Linked DNA regions of Homo sapiens: region 1 is linked to region 2. The links are chromatin loops, found by intact Hi-C in ENCODE. Cell type or tissue: mammary epithelial cell. All regions are shown on one strand. Links, peaks and the distances in the headings refer to the core of each region. The heading gives the core; the rest is flanking DNA. Region 1 overlaps SPIN1 (spindlin 1). Region 2 overlaps SPIN1 (spindlin 1).

Region 1 (11,956 bases), core at 6,054-8,553, 50 kb after region 2:
TACATACTGCTTAACCCACATTGTTAAGCAGAAAAAGAAAAGTTAATGGGTACACATTAACTGGATACTGTTATCAGTTTGTCACCAAATGGGGAGTTATATCACCCATCACTGACTTTCCAGTGGAAAACAGAAGTTTCTTTAATATATAGCTTTATTATATCTATTTGTTGAAGAAAACCGTAATTTATAAAATAAACTAATTTATAAAATGAATTTATAAAATAAACTATTTTATAATTTATAAAATAAACTATTTTATAATTTATAAAATAAACTATTTTATAATTTGTAAAATAATTTTATAAATTATAAAATAAACTATTCTATTTGACTCTAAAACAGTTAAACTATACTAAACCATAATATGCAAGAGAAACAAAATACAACCAAAACTGTCTCACAGAGGCTTACTCAGGCACATGTTCCAAAGTAAGACCAACTATTTTAAGTGAACTTTGTGTAGACTCAGATGCTCCAATGATAAAGACCAATGTCTGATCCAGCAGCTCATTTGGATTAGAAATTCTAAACCAATCCTCATCTACATCATACTTCCTGACTTCCAACCCTATGACTCACTCCTCCCCTTGAGTTCTCACTTAACTATCGATAGGTTCTTGGAAACTGAGACTTTACACAGCGTAAAGGAGGTCCTCAAACGCTGTCAGTTCAATGTTCAAAGTTGTTTCCTTATAACGTTGATGAGAAAAAAAAAAACAAAAAACTGGTTTTGTTTTCCTTGAAGTCACAGTTTCCAAGAACTTATGGATGACATTAAGTGAGGACTTACCGTATCTTTCTTTCTTTGAAAATTTCACTGAGAGTCCACCAAGGTGATACTCTCCTTGTTGCTCTGCAGATTTTATAAGCTCAGCTTGGTATGACAGACAGTCTTGTCTGGGGATGCAGCAGGTAAGGAAATATGACTATGTAAACTTAAAAGAGAAATAAGAAAATATGAGAGATGAGTGATCATCATCTATGGAGGACACCTGACAATCCATCTCCAAAGAAAACATTTCACAGACTCCCCAATAAGGCAGGAGAAGTCCAGGCAACAAGAGCCATTTCCTCACAGACAGCTTGCCATCATCTTGATGTCTTCCTAGAGGATCATGCTAGGATCAAGAGACTCAAGGAAAGCCTCCAAATGAAACAGAGACTAATAGCAGAGACACAAAGAAACTCGTCAGCAACAAGGCTAACACTAGAAAGGCTATTTAAAAAGCAATTTATAAGCAGGTACACTGGTGCATGACTGTAGTCCCAGCACTTAGGGAGACCAAGGCCAGTGGATCACTTGAGCTCATGAGTTCAAGACCAGCCTGGGCAACATGGCGAAACCCCATCTCTACAAAAAAATACAAAAATTAGCAGGGCGTGGTGGCACTCACGCCTGTAGTCCCAGCTACTCAGGAGGCTGAGGTGGGAGGATCTCTTGAGCCTGGGAGTTTGAGGCTGCAGTGAGCCAAGATCATGCTACTGTGCTCCAGACTGGGTGACACGGCGAGACCCTATCTCAAAACAAACAAAAAGTAATTTATATCCCCAGAAACATAAGCTACTTGTATCTATGAAATAAACAAGTATGAGAATAAAAAAGCTGGATGCAGTGGTACATGTGCCTGTATTCCCAGCTACCTGAAAGGCTGAGGTGGGAGGATCTCTTGAGCCCAATAGTTTGAAACCAGCCTGTGTAAAAGAAAATGGGGGAGGAAGAGGGAAGGCACTTAGAAATTAAGTTGCTGACTGAAATTAAAAAAAACAAAAAACAAAACAGAAAACGTGGGAAAATATAAAGTAAATAAGCTCCCCCAGAGAATGGGAAAATGGGCCAGGCGCAGTGGCTCATGCCTGCAATCCCAACACTTTGGAAGGTCAAGGCAGGCAGATCACAAGATCAGGAGTTCGAGACCAGCCTGGCCAACATGGTGAAACCCCATCTCTACTGAAAGAAAAAAGAAAAAATTAGCTGGGCATGGTGGCATGCGCCTGTAATCCCAGTTACTCCAGAGGCTGAGGCAGGAGAACAGCTTAACAGGGGAAGCAGAGGTTACAGTGAGCCGAGATCGCGCCACTGCACTCCAGCCTGGGTGACAGAGCAAGACTCTGTCTCAAAGAAAAAAAAAAAAAGGAGCCAGGGTGGCTCACACCTGTAATCCCAGCACTTTGGGAGGCAGAAGTGGATGGATCACCTGAGGTCAGGAGTTCGAGACCAGCCTGGGCAACATGGTGAAACCCTGTCTCTACTAAAAATACAAAAATTAGCCAGGGCAGTAGCGCATGCCTGTAATTCCACTACTTGGGAGGCTGAGACAGGACAATTGCTTGAGCCCGGGAGGTGGAGGTTGCAGTGAGCTGAGATCATGCCATTGCACTTAGCCTGGGCAACAGAGCAAGACTCTGTCTCAAAAAAAAAAAACTGGGGGTGGGGGGGGCGGGACGGGCACAGGGGAGGGTGATGGAGATCAATCTAAGAGGCCAAACATCCAAGTAGCATGCATTTCAGAGAGAAGAAGAAAAACAGGAGACAGTTAAAGAAGAAACATAATATTCCACACTGTTACAGAATAAATCTATTTTTTTTTCTGGACAGTCTGTCACCCAGGCAGGAATGCAGTGACACAATCACAGCTCACAGCAGCAACACCTGAGCTCAAAGTGATCCTCCCACCTCAGGTTCCTGAGTAGCTAAAACTACAGGTACACACCATCACACCCAGCTAATTTTTTGTAGAGAAGGGGTCTCACCATGTTGCCCAGGCAGTCTCACACTCCTGGCCTCAAATGATCCTCCTACCTCAGCTTCCCAAAGCGCTGGGATTATAGTTTATGAGCCACTGTACCTGACCTAAAGGATTAATCTGAAGATTGAAAGCCTAGAACAATAAATGAAAAAGATATACACTAACAGGCATTATCATAAAAGTTTCAGAAGACATAAAAAGCCAATTCTAAAAGTTTCCAAAGAATGGGGAATAAAACCCACTGGACACACACAAAGAATGAGAAATAAAAATGCCATTCAAAGCTGGGCACAGTGGCCTACTTCTGTAATCCCAGCACTCTGGGAGGCCGAGGCGGGTGGATCACCTGAGGTCGGGAGTTCAAGACCAGCCTGACCAACATGGAGAAACCCCGTCTCTACTAAAAATACAAAATTGGCCGGGCGTGGTGGCGGATGCCTGTAATCCCAGCTACTAGGGAGACTAAGGCAGGAGAATCACTTGAACCCAGGAGGCGGAGGTTGCAATGAGCCGAGATCATGCCACTGCATTCCAGCCCAGGCCGACAGAGCTCTTGAGACTCCATCTCAAAAAAAAAAAAAGAGAGAGAGAGAGAGAAATATTTGTTAAATTTGAGTAGTAGGTACATGAGCATCTATGACTAACATTCCTTGTACCATCAATATGATTAAAATATATCATAAAAAGGGCCGGGCATGGTGGCTCACGCCTATAATCCCAGCACTCTGGGAGGCCGAGGCGGGCAGATCACCTGAGGTCAGGAGTTCAAGATCAGCCTGACCAACATGGAAAAACCCCGTCTCTACTAAAAATGCAAAAAAGTTAGCCGAGTGTGGTGGTGCATGCCTGTAATCCCAGCCACTTGGGAGGCTGAGGCAGCAGAATCACTTGAACCTGGGAGGCAGAGGTTGCAGTAAGCCAAGATCGTGCCATTGCACTCCAGCCTGGGCAACAAGAGCAAAACTCCATCTCAAAAAAAAAAAAAAAAGAAAAAATATATCATAAAAGGAAAATACTGCAACCTTTGCTAAAATACTAAAAATGGAGGCTAACACCAGGGGAAAACGTGAAAAAAAATTTTACCATATACCCTAATAGTACTTGTTACCCAATGTCATTAGGCATAAACTGCTACTTAGCAACCAGTTAAATTTCAACATAATCACAGATAAACGTAAGTTATTTTCAAAACAGAAATTCCTGATATGTGAATGAGATAAAGAAAATATAAAATTATTACTTTCAAATATTTCCTCAATCATTCACCCTCTATGTTAAAGACAGGTACTGGGGGTCATGGCAGATGTTGGAAGTTGCCTACCCAATCTATTTACCACTGTAGCAGTTTTAAAACATAGCCACAAATTCTTTGCTACTTCTCCCATCAAGTATAGTGTCTATGCTCCCTCCCTGGAAACTTGGTGAGCCTCTGTGACTGCCTCAATGAATAGAATGCAGTAGAAGTGAACCTGTATAAGTTCCAAGGCTAGATAAAGGCCACACAGCTGTGACAGTTTCTCTTAGGGATACTATCTGGAAGCCTCCATGTAAAGGTCCCCATAAGAAAAGAGATGCCCAGGAGGCCGGGTGGCTAAAGCTCCAGGCTATTTAAGTCCTATCAGCCCATGTGAGTGAAGAAGCCTTTGAGATGACACCTGCCTGAGGGCATAGCTGAACTACCTAACCAACTCTGAAATGCCTACCTGGGCTTCTTGCTGCCTGAGACAAAACCCTTTTTTGGTGATTTTTCTTTCATTTGCAAATAGACACATTGGTTACTGATACAGGGACTTAGAAGCAGCAGAGCATTTGTCTATGCTAACAGGAAGAATGATTAAGACTCTATTTTATAAACAATACTGATCCTGGGGTCAGCAATCTTTCCAAAATAGGCTATACTTCTGTAATACTGTGAAATATATATATTTGGCCTTCCTCCTCCTCTTGACTTACAGCTTCCAATACCCTTGGAAACTCTGGAGTGGTAAGTGTCTTCTGTATGCTAATGGGATAACCAGAGACAGCTTCAGGATGGGGACTGGTCTCTAGTAGGACCAAGGCATGACTAAAGGATCAGGACTTTCAACCACCCACTGTTACGGGACAGGGGCTGAAGGTTGAGCTGATCATCAATGGCCACTGATGTAATCAATCATGCCTACACAATGAAGCTTCCATAAAAACCACAAAAGACAGAGTTTAGAAGAGCTTCCAGATAGCGCAACACTATCTGAAGGTTCCTGGAGGGGGGTAGATGCACCAATGCCCCTTCCTGCATGCCTTGCCCTATGCATCTCTCCTTCTTCCATCTGGCTGTTCATCTGTATCCTTTGTAATACCCTTTATAATAAACTGGTAAAAGTTAAGTGTTTCACTGAGTTTTGTGAGTTGCTCTAGCAAACTAATTGAGCCCAGGGACAGGGCTGTGGAAACTCCAATTTATGGCTGTTCAGACCAGAAGTTCCAGAGGCCCAGATATGCATCTGAACTGGCATCAGAAGCAAGCAGCGGTCTTATGGGACTGAGCCCTCAACCTATGAGATTTGATGCTGTCTCTAGGTGGACAGTATCAGAATTGGACTGAAGTGAAATGATGTCTGCTGCAGAACTGCTTGATTGCTGGTGGGAAGCAACTCCTCCCCTTCCCACATTTGGGTGACCAGAGGTGCTGTGTTGTATTGAATTACATAAGAGAATAGGTGGAGGCCAGGCACACTGGCTCATTAAGTGTAATCCCAACACTATGGGAGGCTGAGGCAGGAGGACCGCTTCAGCTCAGGAGTTGAAGACCAGCCTGGGCAACACTGCGAAACCCTGTCTCTACAAAAAAATTAGCCAGGCTTGATGGCACACACCTGTGGTCCCAGCTAGTCGGGAGGCTGATGCAGAAACCACCTAAGCTCAGGAGTTCAAGGCTGCAGTGAACTATAATCATACTACCACACTCCAGCCTATGTGAGAGAGAGGAACTCTGTCTCTTTAAAAAAGAAAGAGAGAATAGGCAAGAAAAAACACTTTGGTTTGTTTTTCTTGTATCTTCTTACACAACATTAAAAAATAACCTCACGGACTCTTATGCTAAAATATCTCACACGCCAACTAGGATTTACATAGAACCTATTTTGTCTTTAAGCCTATGCCATATGCCATAAAAAAATCAAAGAATAAGAAAATGTAAGATCAAAGTACTTGTTAGGATTAACAATCTCACCCTTTAAAAAAAATAAAATCTTTTGGTTTAGTTCCTTCAGTTACTTATACCATATTACACATCACTTTACTCAGCCTGCTAGGTTCCTCACAAGATGATTTCAAAATCGATAAAGAAAATAGCAATGTTCACAGCCATGAAAAAGAATGAAATCAAGTCCTTTGCAGCAACAAGGATGCAGCTAGAGGCCATTATCCTAAGTGAACTAATGCAGAAAGAGAAAACCAAATATTGCATATTCTCACTCATAAGTTGGAGCTAAATCTTGGGTTCATGTGGACATAAATATGGAAACTATCAACACCGGGGACTCTAAAGGGAAGGAGGGACGCAGCAAGGGCTGAAAAACTTCCTGCTGGAACTAGTATGTTCACTATCTGGGTGACAGCATCAATAGAAACCCAAACCTCAGCACCATACAATATACCCTTGTAACAAACCTGAACACGTACCTCTGAATCTAAAATAAAAATAGAAATTTAAAAGAAGAATGCATGTTGAATTTGGAATGCTGTATGCTGTACATATATGAACTTTAGAAAAGGAATTACTATTTCAAATGACAGAGACCTGGGAGGTTTCACCAGTCAATAAACACCTGGCAGCAATTTTTTCAATTAATGAGAAGAAATAAAAATATCTTATTCTAAACATTATGATCAATAATAACACTATTAAAAGTGCCAGGCAACTACCTAAACATTTGACTCACATCTCATTTAGTCCTTAACCCCAATAGGTACATTAATAGTCCCATTTTTTGGCCAGGCGCAGTGGCTCACACCTGTAATCCCAGCACTTTGGGAGGCTGACGCGGGAGGATCACTTGAGGTCAGGAGTTCAAGACCGGCCTGGCCAACATGGCAAAACCCCATCTCTACTAAAAATACAAAAAAACTGGCCGGGCAGGGTGGCTCATGCCTGTAATCCCAGCTACTGGGGAGACCAAGGCAGGAGAACCGCTTGAACCCAGGAGGCAGAGGCTGCAGATCACCTGGAGCCAAGATCGCCTGGGTGACAGAGCGAGACTCCGTCTCAAAAAAAAAAGAAAAAAAAGAGAGAAAAAGAAAAAAAAAGTCCCGTTTTTTTAGATGAGAAAAACTAAGGCTCAAGAGGACTAAGAAATGTGCCCATCTTTATACAGCTAATAACGGCTAGGATTCTGAGTAAGCTCTCATATACCTTAAACTTCAGTCATCACCAACCCAAATTAATCTGACTGACAAATATTAAATATTTAAATGAGTATTATCTTTATAAAAGAGAAGCTAAAATAAAGATAAAGGGTACTTAGAAATCTTAATTCTTGTGGTTTTTCTACAACAGAACTCCAAATACTACAGTAAATAAATAGAAGAAATTGTTCTAAATCACTTAAGTTTGTACTATTAATAATTTTTATAGAATAATTCTGATTCATTTGTCAAAGAACCCTAAAATGTTCTTTTTCAACATTCAGATATATGTCTGAAATGGAGAAGAATGCTTTTCAAGTCCCAAAGAAAGTATGACTTACCTATTTTATAGGGTATTCTATAAGATTTTGTTTATCTTTATTGGGGCAGGCACGCTAAAAATCAGGCAAAGACTAACTTCTATTCAAGTTATACTAGCTATGTGCCACAAAAATAAGAATGAATGTAATTTTTATTAAAATTTCCACACCAGTAAACTTCTTTCAAGTAAACACAAGAAATTCCAAGTTTATCTTTCTTCCTAAAAGTTGCTCTCAGTACACTAAATCTCACTAAATCCAACTCATGTCACCTCACTTTAACTCTTCCGGAAAAAACTCCTTTTACTATAATCCTATTAACAGATATTTACAATTCACTTGCTAAATTTACTAGACATTTATAACCTGCTAAAGGATTATACAGAAATTTCATGTGACTACTTCCCTTTCAAGAAACTTAAATCTGCTTCTTAATATATGCATATGTGTATAACATACTAGAAATGACAAAGTTTTTCACTAGCTATTATGTGAAAGTACCCAATTTTACACTTGTTTGAAATGAATTATATTAAAGTATATATTTAAATATGTGTAGAACCGCAATGCCTACCTGCATCAGCTCTGGACCGCTGGCCAGGTGTCTTTCCGAATGGGGTCTTCATTCATCTGTATTTAAGTGAGCAGCGGAGCTGCTGGACTAGGGTGAAAATTCAATATTCTCCAATTTGAAACTTTTCACAGAATGTTAGTGTTCTGGTTAATCCACCATCCAAGTGTCTCTTTTACGAGTTCAGCAAAAATACGTGAAATCACAAGCACTCTGTAAAATAGTGAAACAGTTCATTACTAGAGCATCAAGAGAGCAAAATTATGCCTAGTGAGCCATTAAACATAAAATTTTAAGCAAAAGTATTAGCTAAAGTGCATTTTGTCCCAAAGCAATTAACTTTATTTCCTAAGACCTGGGTTCTTAGGACATGACAAAGTAGAAAGGAGAAAAAGAGGTGATAGACTCTTTAAAAAAAGAAGCCTGGGACATGTGCAAGACCCAAAAGTGAAGCTCTTCCAAGATCAACTGGAACACAATACAGCTGCTGTCTGACATCCCCATTATTATCCTAAAGCATCCTGCTGCTAGAAATCAGAAAAGGGTGGATGCTGGGATTTCACAGAAGATTTAGACAGCATGGCCCATCTGTCTAATGGGACACAAAGAAACAGAGTATGGGGGTGGGAGACAGGGGTGTGAGGTTACTGGGGAGGCAGAGTGGAAGGACAGCACGGGGGCAGCACAGGAAATCATGTTCAAGACAGAGTAACAGCAAGGCTGAAGATCAGCAGGCCAGGGTCTTGGGCAAGAGAAAGAATTATAGCCAAACACGTCTCTGAGTTTCCCTTTCTGCTCACAAGCTTCCAGAAACTAAAGAAAAAGGTCGAGAAATTTCAGCGGAGCCTCAAAGACAGTTCCTCACCCATGCAAATGCCAAAGTCATTTTATGGAAGTAGTGTATCTTTTTTTTTTTTTTTTGAGACAGAGTCTCGCTGTGTCGCCAGACTGGAATGCAGTGGCGCAACCTTGGCTCACTGTAACCTCTGCCTCCCGGGTTCAAGCAATTCTGCCTCAGCCTCCGGAGTAGCTGGAACTACAGGTGTGCGCCACCATGCCCAGCTAATTTTTGTATTTTTAGTAAAGATGGGGTTTCACCATGTTGGTCAGGATGGTCTCAATCTCCTGACCTTGTGATCCACCTGCCTCGGCCTCCCAAAGTGCTGGGATTACAGACGTGAGCCACTGCACCCTGCCAGAAGCAGTGTCATCTTTTAAACCAAATTTAGTTCCTAGAGATACAGCAGGTCTGTTTCACCACTCAATGATGTAGAGAGACTAGGCCTAAGATGAAGGCTATCAGGACAACTGGTTGCTTACTCACCTTTCCCTGAGAGCCTATCCAGCTGCCACATCAAATCTCATATCCCTCTTTTCCCTCATTAAACTCTCTTCCCACTCAGACCTATCTAATGGGCCCCTATTACTCTCTTCCCCCAGCCTGCCCAAACCTCTCCAGAAGGTAAAGTCGTTCTTCAGCAAAGTGCAGTCTACTTTGACCACATGACCCTACCACCAATAGCTCCCCCAAAAAGATGGTTTGCATTTGTCACCACACACCCTGACACAATCTCTCCTACCCCAATCCTCACCCTAGAAGCACATGCCATAACACTAGTCATAACAGCTATCCCTTTTTGTTACTTTTCTACCTGTGAATCTTCCGTCATCAGCACTCATTTGTTGAAGATTATGGTATTGGCTTTACTTCTTTTCCTCCATGATCCCATCAACATTCTTGACATCCTCAACATCCACACATATGATCCATTCAACCTCCCGCCTGGCTCTTACACACCCTACCTTCAAACCACTTACCCTACACTTCATCTATTCTCACAGTCTCAACACAGACCTTTTTATCAACAATAACTGCAATAATCCCAAAACCTTTATTTCAAGTATCTCATACTCAAAACCATCTCTGATCATTCTAGTTTTCTTACACTGACACTCCCATTCCAACAATTATTTGATGCAACCAGTATCAATGTACAGCTTTATTGTTTTTCCAATATCGCATTATCTCCCTCAGGGACTAACTTCCCTTATTATTCTGCTTAGATTTTCATGGATGGTCAATCACATCACGATGATTATTATTCCATTGCTTTTCTCAATTTTCTTCCCTTCTCTTCTTGTCACTGTTGTATGGCAAAACCCTAACCCAAATCCCTTCCTAGAGTGCTTACAACATAAAGTGGTTAAACATGGATGAAAAACATACAAAAATTTCACTTCAAATTTGTAATCTCGTATCTCAAGTGTGCATTCAACAATACTACCCACAGCCTCAGCAGACAGGCTTGCTATTGGCTAGGAAAACAGAAGCAAAGAGAACTACTCAACTACTCATCACTTTACCACCAAATTGACTAACTGATCAGTACCCTTTGTCTCCATAATAAAAGATGCAATATCTCTGAGCCACATTCAACCCTGTCACTTGCCTAATCAATCCCATACTTTTTCTCTGTATACATTTACCACTAGCATAGTCCCATCAACATACAACACACGATGTAAAGGCCAGGCGCAGTGGTTCACACCTGTAAACCCAACACCTTGGGAGGCCAAAGTAGGCAGATCACTTGAGCTCAAAAGTTCGAGACCAGCCTGGCCAACATGGCAAAACCATCTCTACAAAAAACACAACAAAAAATTAGCCGAACATGGTGGCGTATGCCCTTGGTCCCAGCTACTCGAGATGCTGAGGCAGGAGAATCACTTGAACCCAGGAGGCAGAGGTTGTAGTGAGCCAAGATCACACCACTGCACTCCAGCCTGGATGACAGAGTGAGACCCCATCTCAAAAAAGTACAATAAATAAAGAAGATCAAGAGCTTTTTATTAAAAAAAAAAAAAAAATACATGATGTAGGCTGGGCACAGTGGTTCACACCTGTAATCCCAGCACTTTGGGGGACCGAGGTGGGCAGATCACCTGAGGCCAGGAGTTCGAGACCCGGTCTCTACTAAAAATACAAAAATTAGCCAGGTGTGGTGGTGCATACCTGTAATCCCAGCTACTTAGGAGGCTGAGGCAGGAGAACTGCTTGAACTCGGGAGGCAGAGGTTAGAGTGAGCCGAGATCGCACCACTGCACTACAGCCTGGGTGACAGAGCAAGACTGTCACAAAACAAACAAACAAACAAACAAAAAACCCACAAACCATAATGTAGTATTTCCCAATTTTAAAAAACATCCCATGACTCCACTCCCTTTCTGTGCTATTTACAGAATGACTTCAAAGATCAAGAAAAAAAATTCTGCCTGAGCCACTGCACCCAGCCAGATTAAAGAAATTTTAAAACTACATAAAATCAATTTATCCTAACAAATTCATTCAATGAAATGAAAATTTTAACTTACTGATATTCTGAAGTATGTACCCTCCTATCAGATTTAAGCTTATCTTAGCAGTATTTTCTGCTGTTTTCCACTTCATTAAAATTTCAAGTTGAACTTGTTAATAAACTAAAAATTTAAGACAGGAGTAGAAGGAAGAGTCGCAGTGGGGGAAGGATACATGGTGGCTATTTGAATAATATTAGAACGCAAAACTCCAGATAAGAGTCCTTCCCTCAGCTGGGTGTGGTGGCTCACGCCTGTAATCCCAGCATTTTGGGAGGCCGAGGTGGACGATCACCTGAGGTCAGGAGTTCAAGACCAGCCTGGCCAACATAGTGAAACTCGGTCTCCTCTAAAAATACAAAAATTAGCCAGGCATGGTGGTGGGCAGCTGTAATCCCAGCTACTCCAGAGGCTGAGGCAGGAGAATCGCCTGAACCCGGGAGGCAGAGGTTGCAGTAAGCTGAGATAGTGCCACTGCACTCCAGCCTGGGCGACAAGAGCAAGACTTCATTTCAAAAAAAAAAAAGAAAAAAGAGTCCTTCCCTCATGTTGAGATGTAATCTAAAAAATAAAAT
Region 2 (11,956 bases), core at 5,452-7,951:
ACCACTGCACTCCAGCCTGGGACAAAAAGAGATCCTACCTCTTAACAAAAGTTGATAGATAAAACATGTGAAATTCCAGTCTAAAGAAGTTTAATTAAACCTTCACCTGCAGTTACATTTTCTTTTTTTGTTTTATTTTTGAGACAGGGTCTCCCTCTGTTGCTCAGGCTGGAGTGCAGTGGCGTGATCTCGGCTCACTGCAACCTCTGCCTCCCCGGGTTCAAGCAATTCTTGTGCCTCCGCCTCCTGAGTAGCTGGGATTAAAGGTACGTGCCACCACACCGAGATAATTTTTGTATTTTTAGTAGAGACGGGGTTTCACCATGTTGGCTAGGCTGGTTTCGAACTCTTGACCTCAGGTGATCTGCCCACCTCGGCCTCCCAAAGTGTGGGATTACAGGTGTCAGCCATGGCGCCCAGCCAACAGTTACATTTTCTAGACTAGAGGTCTAGAACGTCCCTTAAATTGCTAATCCTTTAGGAAGGCAGCCTACTACCTTCACTTTCTCAGGACCAAAATATGCAAGTTTTCTTGCCATACTATTGACACCACTCACACTCTCTGCTACGTCACAAAGCTCCACATGGAAGAACATAAAATGACCCACTTGCCTTTAGAAATCACTCCCGCAATCTTGATAGTTATTTCTTTTGAGCACACATTAAGAGAATGAGATTCTGTTGGAATTGATAAAGCAGCTAGCTTTACTTAGATTGTGAGGACCAATGTTATAAATCCATACCAGAAACTGAATTAGTGATGCAATGTCAAAAAAATCTTTTTTTTTTTTTTTTTGAGACAGAGCCTTGCTCTGTTGGCCAGGCTGGAGTGCAGTGGTGTGATCTCAGCTCACTGCAACCTCCATCTCCCGGGCTCAAGCAATTCTCCTGCCTCAGCCTCCCGAGTAGCTGGGATTACAGGTGTGTGCCACCACATCTGGCTATTTTTTTTGTATATTTAGTAGAGACGGGGTTTCACCATGTTGGCCAGGCTGGTCTCAAACTCCTGACCTCAGTAATCCGCCCGCCTGGGACTCCCAAAGTGCTGGGATTACAGGTGTGAGCCACCGCACCAGGCCGGAATGTCCAAAAATTCAAGGTGAATTTTAACATCTGGAAATTTCTCCCTTTAGAAACACAATCAACTTTTTAAACTTTTCCAAAGACCAACTATTTCAGGTTATATTTGAAAGAAAAAGACTGATTAAATACATCACGTATCTAAGGCCTAAAGGTAGAAACAAATACAATGATGGTTACTTTTCTGTAGTATTCAACAGATAAACTTTACTGGGCACAACTGTCCGTTTTAAAAGAATGCAGCTTAACTCTCTGCAGGAATACATTCTGAAAGCAGACCTGCTGTTTAAGTCACTACTCATCTAGCCATGAGCTTAGACTGCAAACTCCAGCACCATGTTTCACAAATGAACTAAGAAGACAATTTAGTGTTCATGAACACTAAGACAATGCAAAAGCAAACTTAAAACACAGATTTCTCCCTTCGAACTGGGCGCAGTGGCTCATGCCCACTGCACTTTGGGAGGCCAAGGCAGGTGGATCACCTGAGGTCAGGAATTTGAGACCAGCCTGGCCAACATGGTGAAACCCTGTTTCTATTAAAAATACAAAAATTAGCCGGGTGTGATGGCAAGCACTTGTAATCCCAGCTACTCGAGAGGCTGAAGCAGGAAAATAGCTTGAACCGAGGAGGTGGAGACTGCAGTGAGCCGAGATCACACCACTGCACTCCAGCATGGGTGACAGAGCGAGACTCCATCTCAAGAAAAAACAAACACACACAGATGTGTCACTTTATTCATAAAAGTTAGATGTATAGTCTTCTCAATCACAATAAAGTAGAAAATGTGAAACTTAACACTGCTTATTACAATTTTTATATACGCTGGAAGATGCTAGTGTTGTTAAAAAAATGTAACAACTAAAATCTTCCTAAAAACGAACATTATATAACAAGCAAAATCGACTGTGTGGAACTGAAAGCGTAATCTCAAACATCAAAAATAAAGCCAGCCGGGCATGGTTACTCACACCTGTAATCCCAGCACTTTGGGAGGCTGAGGCGGGAGGAACACTTGAGTCCAGAAGTTTAGGATGAGTCTGAGAAACACAGTGAGACGCCTTCTATGGAAAAAAAAAGAAAGAAAGAAAGAAAGAAAAAAACAAAGCAAAACATTGTAAGGCCTTAAGTGACACCCAATGATGACAGGCCGGCAGAACAGCGGCAAGCCCTGTGCCAGGCATAGGCCTGCACTGTGCTTACTTGTCTTTGACACACTGCTCTCCCCTACAGGACTGCTCTGAAAATGACCAGTTTTGTCCTTAGTAGCATCCATCAGATTTAGATTAAATTAAGAATCTAGTGGCTACTTTAATCTAGTGGTTAAAGCTACTTTACCATAGTTATTACAGAAAAACTGGAAGTAACATTTTGTTAAAACCAGGTCCCCAATAAATAAAACAAAGAGTAAACACACTACAGGATAAAGACTGACTTTAGGAAAAAGACCTACTGCTGATGTCATTTCTCTAACAGTCATCAGACTTTTCTATGAGAAGACCAGAGGCTCACACTTGTATACACGGTGTGCAGGTGCAGGGAAGACCAAGGAAAGCAGCTATCCAATTTTTTACAAAGCCACAGAAAGACAAGTTCGAGGAAAAAGCTTTAGAGTTATTTTCACGATCTGTATCTGAAGACAATTCACAATGCTGCCACTCAACCCTGGGTTGTTAACAACTGTTACTTATGTTAACATCAAGGTTTTTTTTTTTTTTTTTTTTTTTTTTTTGAGACAGAGTCTTGTACAGACTCTGTCGTCCAGGCTGGAGTGCAGTGGCACGATGTCAACTCATTGCAACCTCTGCCTCCGGGGTTCAAGCTATTCTTCTGCCTCAGCCTCCTGAGTAGCTGGGATCACAGGCGTGCGCCACCATACCCGGCTAATTTTTTTGTATTTTTAGTAGAGATGGGGTTTCACAATTTTGGCCAGGCTGGTCTCGAACTCCTGACCTTGTGATCCATCCACCTTGGCCTCCCAAAGTCCTGAGATTACAATAGGCATGAGCCACCGCGCCCAGCCCAACATAAAGGTTTTTAAAAGGCTTTCTGTCCTTTCACATTATAATCTGCTTCAGTAATTCCAACATAGAAACAGACAATTTTAAAGTTATGTATAATCTGCTTACCCTATTAAGGATTTTAGGTAGTTTGTGTGGTATATAAAGCTCTTAACTTTCCCTCCAGAAAGCATACACTGAAAATAATGAGAAAGAGGATGGTAAAAGCAGAGCCAGGAGTAAGCCTCCTCTCTCACTGAACAGTCAACGTAAAAAAACAAATGCACAGCAAGGCCCCGCACTTGTGTGTCACCTCAGAGCTGACAGGGGCCGACGCACCACTTGGTCCAGGGCCCTCACTTGAAAATTAAGCAGAAAGAATGCCAATGTCATGTTTAGGCAAACTTATGTGCCATGACATTATTAAAAAACCGTCTGCTACTTGGTTTACCAAAACTAATCATAAGGGCAGACGAAGACTCTAGGAATGGCTGGAGAAGTAACTTAAAGACTCAATGAATTCTCTCAACTCCACATGCTGCCTAAAACTTACCAGTATATGACACAGAACAAACTCATTACTATAAAAATTAAACATAAGATTGTAGGTTATGAGCAAAAGAAATCTAGGCTTTTTAAGTCTCCTGTATGGTTAAAAAAATTAGGTTTATGAAGATATTACTTTCATGATATATTCAAAGTGTCTTTAAAATATAGTTATCTGGCTGGGTGCCGTGACTCACGCCTATAATCTCAGCACTTTGGGAGGCTGAGAAGGGTGGATGGCTTGAGCCCAGGAGTTCGAGACCAGCCTTGGCAACATGGTTGAAACCCTGTCTCTACCAAAAATACAAAAATTAGCCAGTCTCATAACCCAGTCTCAAAATAAATAAGCAAATGAATAGATTTAAAAGTTAAAATAAAGTATCTATATTCTTGTGATGAAAAGTTATTAAAATTTCTTCAGCATACTTTCTCTCCAAAAAAGACATCATTATTTTTATTTTTTTAGTTATGGAAAAAAAATTTTTTTAAGTTCCGGGATACATGTGCAGAATGTGCAGGTTTGTTACATAAGTATATGCGTGCCATCGTGGAGACATCATTTATTTTTTAAGCACAAAAATAATTTTGGGTTATAATTCTTAGCATACAGAGACACAGATGCCTACATTCTAATGACTAATATAAAACCTTTTATTTGGCAATTTGGAAATAAACACTTTTTAGATATTAACTTATGAAATAAGGTTACAGAAAATTATTCATAGAAAATATTACACTATAGATAGATTACTCAAATCACTCCAATGAAGTAATTTAATTGAGGTGTTCATAAAGCAGCTCAGAGTCTGGGCACAAAATAGAGATCCGAGTCTTCATTCCCCTATAATCCTGCGTGAGATACTCAATCTCTGCCTCTTCCTCAAAAGACCATTAAGAACTAAACAAAATAGTGTGGAAAGTGCTTGGCAAGGTACTTATTAAGCATTTATGAATGCTTTATTAGTACCAAATGCTTTTGTCATCACAGAGTTTAATTGTACCAAGAGAAAAAACAAAAATTCTCCAACAGAGTGATGACTGCTTTAAATAGGAGAGTTGATTCATTAGTTTACAAATACTAGTTATCAAGTTTCAAACTTCAGACTAAACTTGCATTGTTATACTTTTGGGGCAATATTTACAGAGCTGTACCCATGACAGATAACACAGACAACGAATAATCTACCTTCAGCAAGGAAGGTCAGAAAACCCAGACTCAAGAGAGGCACCTGTGCTTCCCAATGGCTCATTTCCTCCTTGAACTGCAGCCTTCTTCCACCTAAGCCGGAGTAGACCCTGCCTTCAGTCCACCTCAGTAACCTCCATGGACTTGGAGCACAGGCACTGCACTGACACAAACCTAGAAGCCCAGCGTCCCAAAGCCCAAGTTTGCATTCATCCCTCACCAAGTATCAACCATTCTCCCAAAGGCAGGTAAATATCCCAGACTTAAGCATGAGATCCTTAGGCCAAAATGAACTGGGAAACATTAAAAAAAAAAATCTTATTAAAGCATGCCATAAATTCCACTTTTTACCTCACTGATTAAAATAATCAAGAAAGATAAAACATACATAGGTGTTAATATTAGGTTGGTGAAAAAGTAATTGCATTTTTTGCCATAAAAGCAGTGGCAAAACTGCTATTACTTTGCACCAGCCTATATTACTTTCATTTTTTTGTATCCTAGCATTGAGAAATAGTGATTTTTCACTATAGAATCCCATTGTTTATTATTTATGAGTAAAAGCATTATAAGAAATATTCAAAGCAAGAATACTTGTGAAAAGTATAAAATACCCATTATTTAATTATATTTAAAAGAATTTTTTTAAGTTTAAGATCTTGTAAGTTAAACTTTCTCAATGTCAAATTGCAAACTTCAATATTTAATATATGTGTGATATTGATGACTGCCTCCTCTTCTTTCAGGTATTATTGAATGTTATCAAATAAAAATTCTATTTCTTTCTATGCATATCTGACATTTACATGTGGTGAAAAGGTTACTTGGCCCAAAAAACTTTTCAGAATCAAGTTTAACACATCACATGTTGCTCATCAGCACAAACTTTACAGTCAGGAGTTGCACATAAAGGGTTTATTTTAAATGTTTTAAGGATAAGATAGAGTTACATCATAATTATAAAAATTACTTACAGAATTAACAGATTTATATTGTGTATACTTCTAAATGCAGAGAACAGGGAACTGTCTACACATTGTATAAAATAAAATTAAAATTAAAAATGAATTCAAGCTTGAAAGATGAGGTCATTTACCTAATTTTAAAATGTGAACACGAAGACCTCTGACCTATACACATTCATTCCAACTGCACTAATGATGGAAAAACACAAAGAGCGCAGCATTTCCAAGGAACCACAGACATTTCAACCATAATTATTTTGTTATAATAATTGTTCTGTTTTGTCTTTGGAGAACTTTCATTTTGTTAAGACAATCAGCTTAAGAGTGTTTTCAGGCACTACAATTTGTAACAATCGGAACAGTCTTCTAATGGGTCTACAGTGTTCAGAGATTGAAGCCCAATGCACTTCGTGGTTTGGCACATAAAACAATAAAAGAAATGAAATCTGGTTTAGAAGTAACTGTGATTTTTTTTTAAGAAAACACAGTCCCTTCAAATGCTGCATGACATTTACAACTGGAAAATCACCTTCTGTTGGCACTACATTTGCTTCACCAGTGCATTTTTATCCTAAAACCACTAAAACGGCACAGTAAGCAAATATACAGGAAACTGAAAACAAATAAAAATAAAGAAAACAAAAAAACCTAAATATCTTTAACATGCAATTTTAGTCAGTTACATTGAACATTCTACTTAGAATAGAGCATGCAAAAAAGGATGGTCTGCTTTTAAGATTTTTCTCTGAAGTTTTACGTGGCAGCCTGACATCACACACGCACGCACACACAATACAATAATACTAGAGCAGGTAAATGAGAAAGGCCGATAAATTTTATACATAGATTCATGTCTTGTATTGTCACAAGTCCCATGATACTTTTGGAAATTAATGTTGAATTCCTGGAACAAGGAACCAACATTCAGATACCAGAAAAATGCAAGCAATGCATGCAGATCTGACACATGAGCCTAAAATGAAGCCCAAGATACAAGGGCTTGGGAGCAGAATTAGTCATAGCGTCATTACATGTGGTGTAAGTCACCAAAAGAAAGACAGAATGGGGGAAAATGGGGAGAAAAAAAAACAAACCTTCCCTTTCCCTCAGCCCTAAAGGCAATAAATGAACAATGATTAAACTCATCGTCATCATCACCATCATCATGTTGCATTCATCTAGAAACTGGGAGACCATGTGGTATAAAAAAAGTCATTAAAGTTGCTTGCAGAAAAACCACAATGCAAGTCATTAAGTAATGCTAGAAATGTCTCAATTGACCCAACCCTCAAGATACTTCAAAATGTACTTTATTTTTCCACGCAAAGTTACCGAGCCAAGTTCTGCACAGTTGGTGCATGCTGGACACACTTGCAAACTCTTGCGCTGTAATGTCAGTCTGGACTCTGGGAGCCAGGCTCAGCTTTGAGATTTACATGCAGGGACTCTTAAGAGTCAACAGGAAAACACATAACAGATCTGTAGAATGACACCTGTTCACATACGAGAAGCACCTATGACTTGGGTATCACACTGCTTTCAGAAGCTTGTCCCTGGCTGCCCACAGTGAAGCACGAGGGACAGAGCGACTGCAGCTGTGGACAGAAAACTGAGGTACTGTGTTTACATGGTGAGTGGTCGTTACCATCCAACAGCACAAGGCACAAAAAATGGGCATCAAGCAAACCATGCATAACGAGGCCTGGAAACCATCAAGAACAGCCACAAAAGAGGTCACTCAGACCTCTGATTCAAACTTCTGGTGTTTGAGTGACAAGCATGCACGTTTAGGCTCTGCCCAAATATCAGGGAGGATTTCCAATCTCCACAAGAGACTGGTTTCACATATGGCCTTTCTCCTGGCTGTCAAACCACCAGGGTTCCTCCAAAACAAAATGAGAGCAGCTGTTTTGCTGATCAACCAATCACACTAGCAGTTCTATTTCAGTTTAAAACAACCTTGCAGGAATAAACCACATAAAGACTCCGTGGCTAAGGGCTGCTATTACTTACACCTACCAAGCGAACACAAACGGCTGGCTCTTCTATGGTAACGCTTCACTGGCATGCAAACCCCAAGGGGCCACTGAATGGAATGAATCCACATGAACAGCATACCTGGAGCAGGAACATGCACCCCACAAGAGGTGTCAGGAGACTAAGCTGCTGTTTGTCTAGACATTCTTTGTGAGGAAAAGCCAGGGGTAGGCAGGAAGGGGTGGGTTGAAAGTCTCTGACCATAATCATACATTAGCAATAATAGTAATAAAACTTTAAAAGTCCCAGAGAGCTTGTTAGAAGGCAACAATGCCACTCAAAACTTATACTTCCAATATAAAAGCATTGTATTCTTCCAGAAACTTAACCAAAAACACACAAACCAGTGATGGATTGTTGCCTTTTAAATCCATGTACTGAAATCCAGATTACTGACTTGTACACAATGGACCATATGTGCTGTCCAAAATACACCTACATTACACTGTGTGGAACAAGAACCTGGGCTTTGCAAAAAAGAATTTATGATTAAAATGTAACCCCCCCCCAAAAAAAAATGAAGCTTAGAATTAAAGGTAGCCTTTTACCCAGATTGTTCACCAGATTGTAAAATTCTAATATGGGTCATTAACTGTTCACAAATAATTCATATTTGGACTTATGGTTTAAGGGCTCCAGATTGAAAAGGTGCTCTGAACTTCTGATTTTTTTTTTTTAAACAAGCTGAATGTTCCCATATGGTTCCTGTGCCCAAAGTTTACTTTTAAATAAAGAGCAGTGATATCATATCCATGACTGACTTGGGTAAAGCACTCCTGTTAAACTCAAGAAAATTATGTCACCCCCATCCTAATCCACAAAGACTGCCAGTGGGGTGTGTGTGGTGTGTGGTGTGTGTGTGTACACTTGTATCTGTGTGTATATATTATATATGTATACACACATATAGATATAGGTAGATACAGATACATACATCTCAAAAAAGGCAATAACGAAAACATCAAACTATGCTTGCATTGTGGCGGCAGAATAAGAGAGTTAGGGTGAGGGGGAAAATGGTTAAGATCTATTACAATTTTAAATGACTATGATACTAGCTTAACTTTTACCAAACTTGCCTGTAACTCCCCTCGAAATAGACAGACTTCTTTTAAAAGAAAGGGGTTCTCCTTACACAAAATGCTTTGTGTTCACATCAATCTGTACTATTCAGAACAAAACCAGTTCTGCTGGCAGAGATTGTGGGTTCGCAGGGACATTTAAGCTTTCATTAAACTGGAAAGCAATCAAGTCTTTATGTCTACAAATAATACATTTCATAGTTCCACAAATTTGGCAGAGTTTGTGATGACATCTAGGATGTTTTCACCAAATCGTAGACATAAATATGGAAATCATCATCAAACTTGATGAAATAGACGGAGGGCTTGGCTTCTACTTGATGAATGACCATGCCAGTCCTTTTCGAGCCATCTTCTTTGGCATATTCCACTTGTTTGCCTACCAGGCTGTCCACAACTTCTCCTGGTTCCCTTTCTGCTGGAGGTGAATCATCTATATTAAAAAAAAAAAAAAAAAAAAAAAGAGAGAGAGAGAAAATTTCTAAGTCAATTTTTAGATATAAATCAACTCACATATTTATTTTCATAACTTAAAAAAAATTTTAATAGCCTGAATTCATGATTATCTAGACCAGGAGTCAGCAAACGTTTTCGTAAAAGACAAGACAGTAAATATTTCAGGCTTAGGGTCATATGGTCTCTGTCCCAACTGCTGAACTCTGCCACTGTAGCACAAAAGCAGCCACTGATGATATGTATATAAACAGATGTGGCTGTGTTCCAATAATAAAACTTTTTTTCATAGTTTGCCGACCTCCATCTAGATATATGAACAATTTTGAAAATCATAACCAAAAATTTCTTTGGCCCATGTTTAATCTGTAGCTGCACTTAAATGAAAATAAGTTTGAGTGGCTTTGAAATATAATTTGAAAGCAGACAATTCCTACAGGGATTACTGAGAATATGGCACACATTTAAAATGCCTAAGTACCATTGGTTTTACTCTGTGAATCCTTAAAGCTTCTTCCCCCTCAACTTCACTGCATTTCACATCATCTTCCTAACTCAGTTCCAAAATTTAAGCTTTCCATGCTTTAAAAATTGGTGCTGAATGAACTTCAGCCCAGGACAACTACAAGGGAATCTCTGAGGATGGCACAGGCATCTGTACTGTTTAAAAGGTCCCCAAGATTAATGTACTGCCTCTAGCCTCTAAGAAAACACACAGAAACAGCAAACCATCACCACCAACAACAAAAAAACAAAGTAAAAGAAAAAAAAGAGAGGGGGTTTGCTAGGCAATTATAATTCTATTTTAAGAAACTCTGCATGGGTTCTGAAAAACTCGAAGCTCTTTTCCTCGTAGTAGCAGGTGGCCTTCAGGTAGGGCAACCAGAGGATCCAGCTACATAAGACAGTCCATGTTATCCTGGCACAATTGGTAGTAATGTCATTTTACTCTCACAGGTATCCTGGTGTAGACCATATAATGTACATGTATTAATAGTAGTCTGCCTCTTCGGTTACAATAAATTCTCTCACTGAATGACAATCCAAAAACTGCTACTGTGATCTCTGGTACTAAGAGTCACAAGAAATAAAAATAAAACATCTGAGCATAATCAATTCTTTTAAAAGAAATAAAGAAATATAAGCTGAACTCTTTTCTTTAAAAATTCTCTTCCCTTAAGCAGTATCATCATACTGCCATATTTTTGTGGCACGTTTACAAAAGAATTACAAATACACAATCGCACGTGAATTTTATAGTAACTCAGCTAACCAAGGGAGTCATGTAGAGGCCTGTTTTACCATCAGAGCGGGTACGCGACCAGGACCCTTTCAGAAATCATTAGATCAGAGCATCACCACTGTTTCTAAAGGTAATAAGCTTCCATAGCGCGTGCACACACACACACACACAAGTTTGGAGAATTAAAGGAGAGGGAAGATCAAAAAATGGCTAGGAAAAGCGATGCAGAATTGCAGACGCCCTTGCATTTCCTATGATTAGGTTAACAGGACTTGCTCTATTTATCTATAAAAAAATGTTCAAGTCACCTCATACAGGTTGGAGAAATGCTTTTTAAAGAAATGTTCTCATGACAAATTCCTGAGTATGTAAGTTGCATTACCCCTTTATAACAAATGTACACAATTTTTTTTTTCTTTTTGAGACGGAGTCTTGCTCTTCTCGCCCAGGCTGGAGTGCAGTGGTGCAATCTCGACTCGCTGCAACTTCTGCCTCCCGGGTTCAAGTGATTCTTCTGCTTCAGCCTCCCGAGTAGCTGGGACTACAGGCGCCCTCCACCACACTTGGCTAATTTTTTTATTTTTAGTAGAGACGGGGTTTCACCATATTGACCAGGCTGACCTCGAACTCCTGACCTCAGGTGATCCGCCCGCCTCGGCCTCCCAAAGTGCTGGGATTACAGGCGTGAGCCACCATGCCCAGCCCAAAAATTTTAAAAATATGTATTGAAGAAGTAGAAATTCAAGGCCAGATGAGGAAATTAGTATGTTAACTAACTTATTCATAGGAAGAATTTTTTTAAAAAAAGAAATAAAGATGACTGACGCATGGCTAATGTATGGAGAGGGCCTACCAGTTACATCTGTCCAAGGCCAGAGATTCATGTGTTTGAAGAAAGGCCACTGAGTAGTTTTTAAAGGAACAAGCTTATCCAAAAGTGAAATTAAGAAAACAATTCAATTCATATGCACAATGGCATCAAAAAGAATAAAATCCTTAGAAGTAAATTTAATAAAAGAAATGTGGAGCCGGACGCAGTGGCTCACGCCTTTAATCCCAGCACTTTGCGAGGCCAAGGTGAGAGACACAAGGTCAGGAGATCGAGACCATCCTGGCCAACACAGTGAAACTCTGTCTCTACTAAAAATACAAAAATTAGATGGGCGTGGTGGCGTGTGCCTGTAATCCCAGCTACTCGGGAGGCTGAGGTAGACGAATTGCCTGAACCTGGGAGTTGGAGGTTGTAGTGAGCCAAGATCGTGCCACTGCTCACCAGCCTGGCAACAGAGCAAGACTCCATCTCAAAAAATAAATAAATAAAAAGTGGCCAGGCGCGGCGGCTCACCTGAGGTCAGGAGATCGA

What was found. Hi-C counts contacts between places; a loop is a spot of excess contacts. Peaks named below come from ENCODE experiments on the same cell type or tissue, not always from the same donor. Only the 100,000 strongest peaks of a DNase experiment are listed, where the experiment ranks them.
Region 1: it touches region 2 in a loop (8-fold over the local background); 2 of 110 quality-filtered maps call a loop at or near these places.

Annotation. Positions count from the first base shown.
Region 1 is chr9:88,422,666-88,434,621 of GRCh38, reverse strand. SPIN1 (spindlin 1) reads right to left here. Exons shown (of 6, transcript NM_006717.3): 2 at 8,031-8,240. The coding sequence starts at 8,082. Among named protein-coding and RNA genes, the nearest start is that of SPIN1, 40 kb to the right of the region's middle. RefSeq lists an enhancer at 4,122-4,623. In mammary epithelial cell, for the core only: no CTCF peak of the experiment used is centred there; no DNase peak of the experiment used is centred there.
Region 2 is chr9:88,472,452-88,484,407 of GRCh38, reverse strand. SPIN1 (spindlin 1) reads right to left here. Exons shown (of 6, transcript NM_006717.3): 6 at 5,714-9,330. The coding sequence ends at 9,131. Among named protein-coding and RNA genes, the nearest start is that of NXNL2, 57 kb to the left of the region's middle. In mammary epithelial cell, for the core only: no CTCF peak of the experiment used is centred there; a DNase peak (open chromatin) is centred at 6,887; H3K27ac peaks cover 2,294 bases.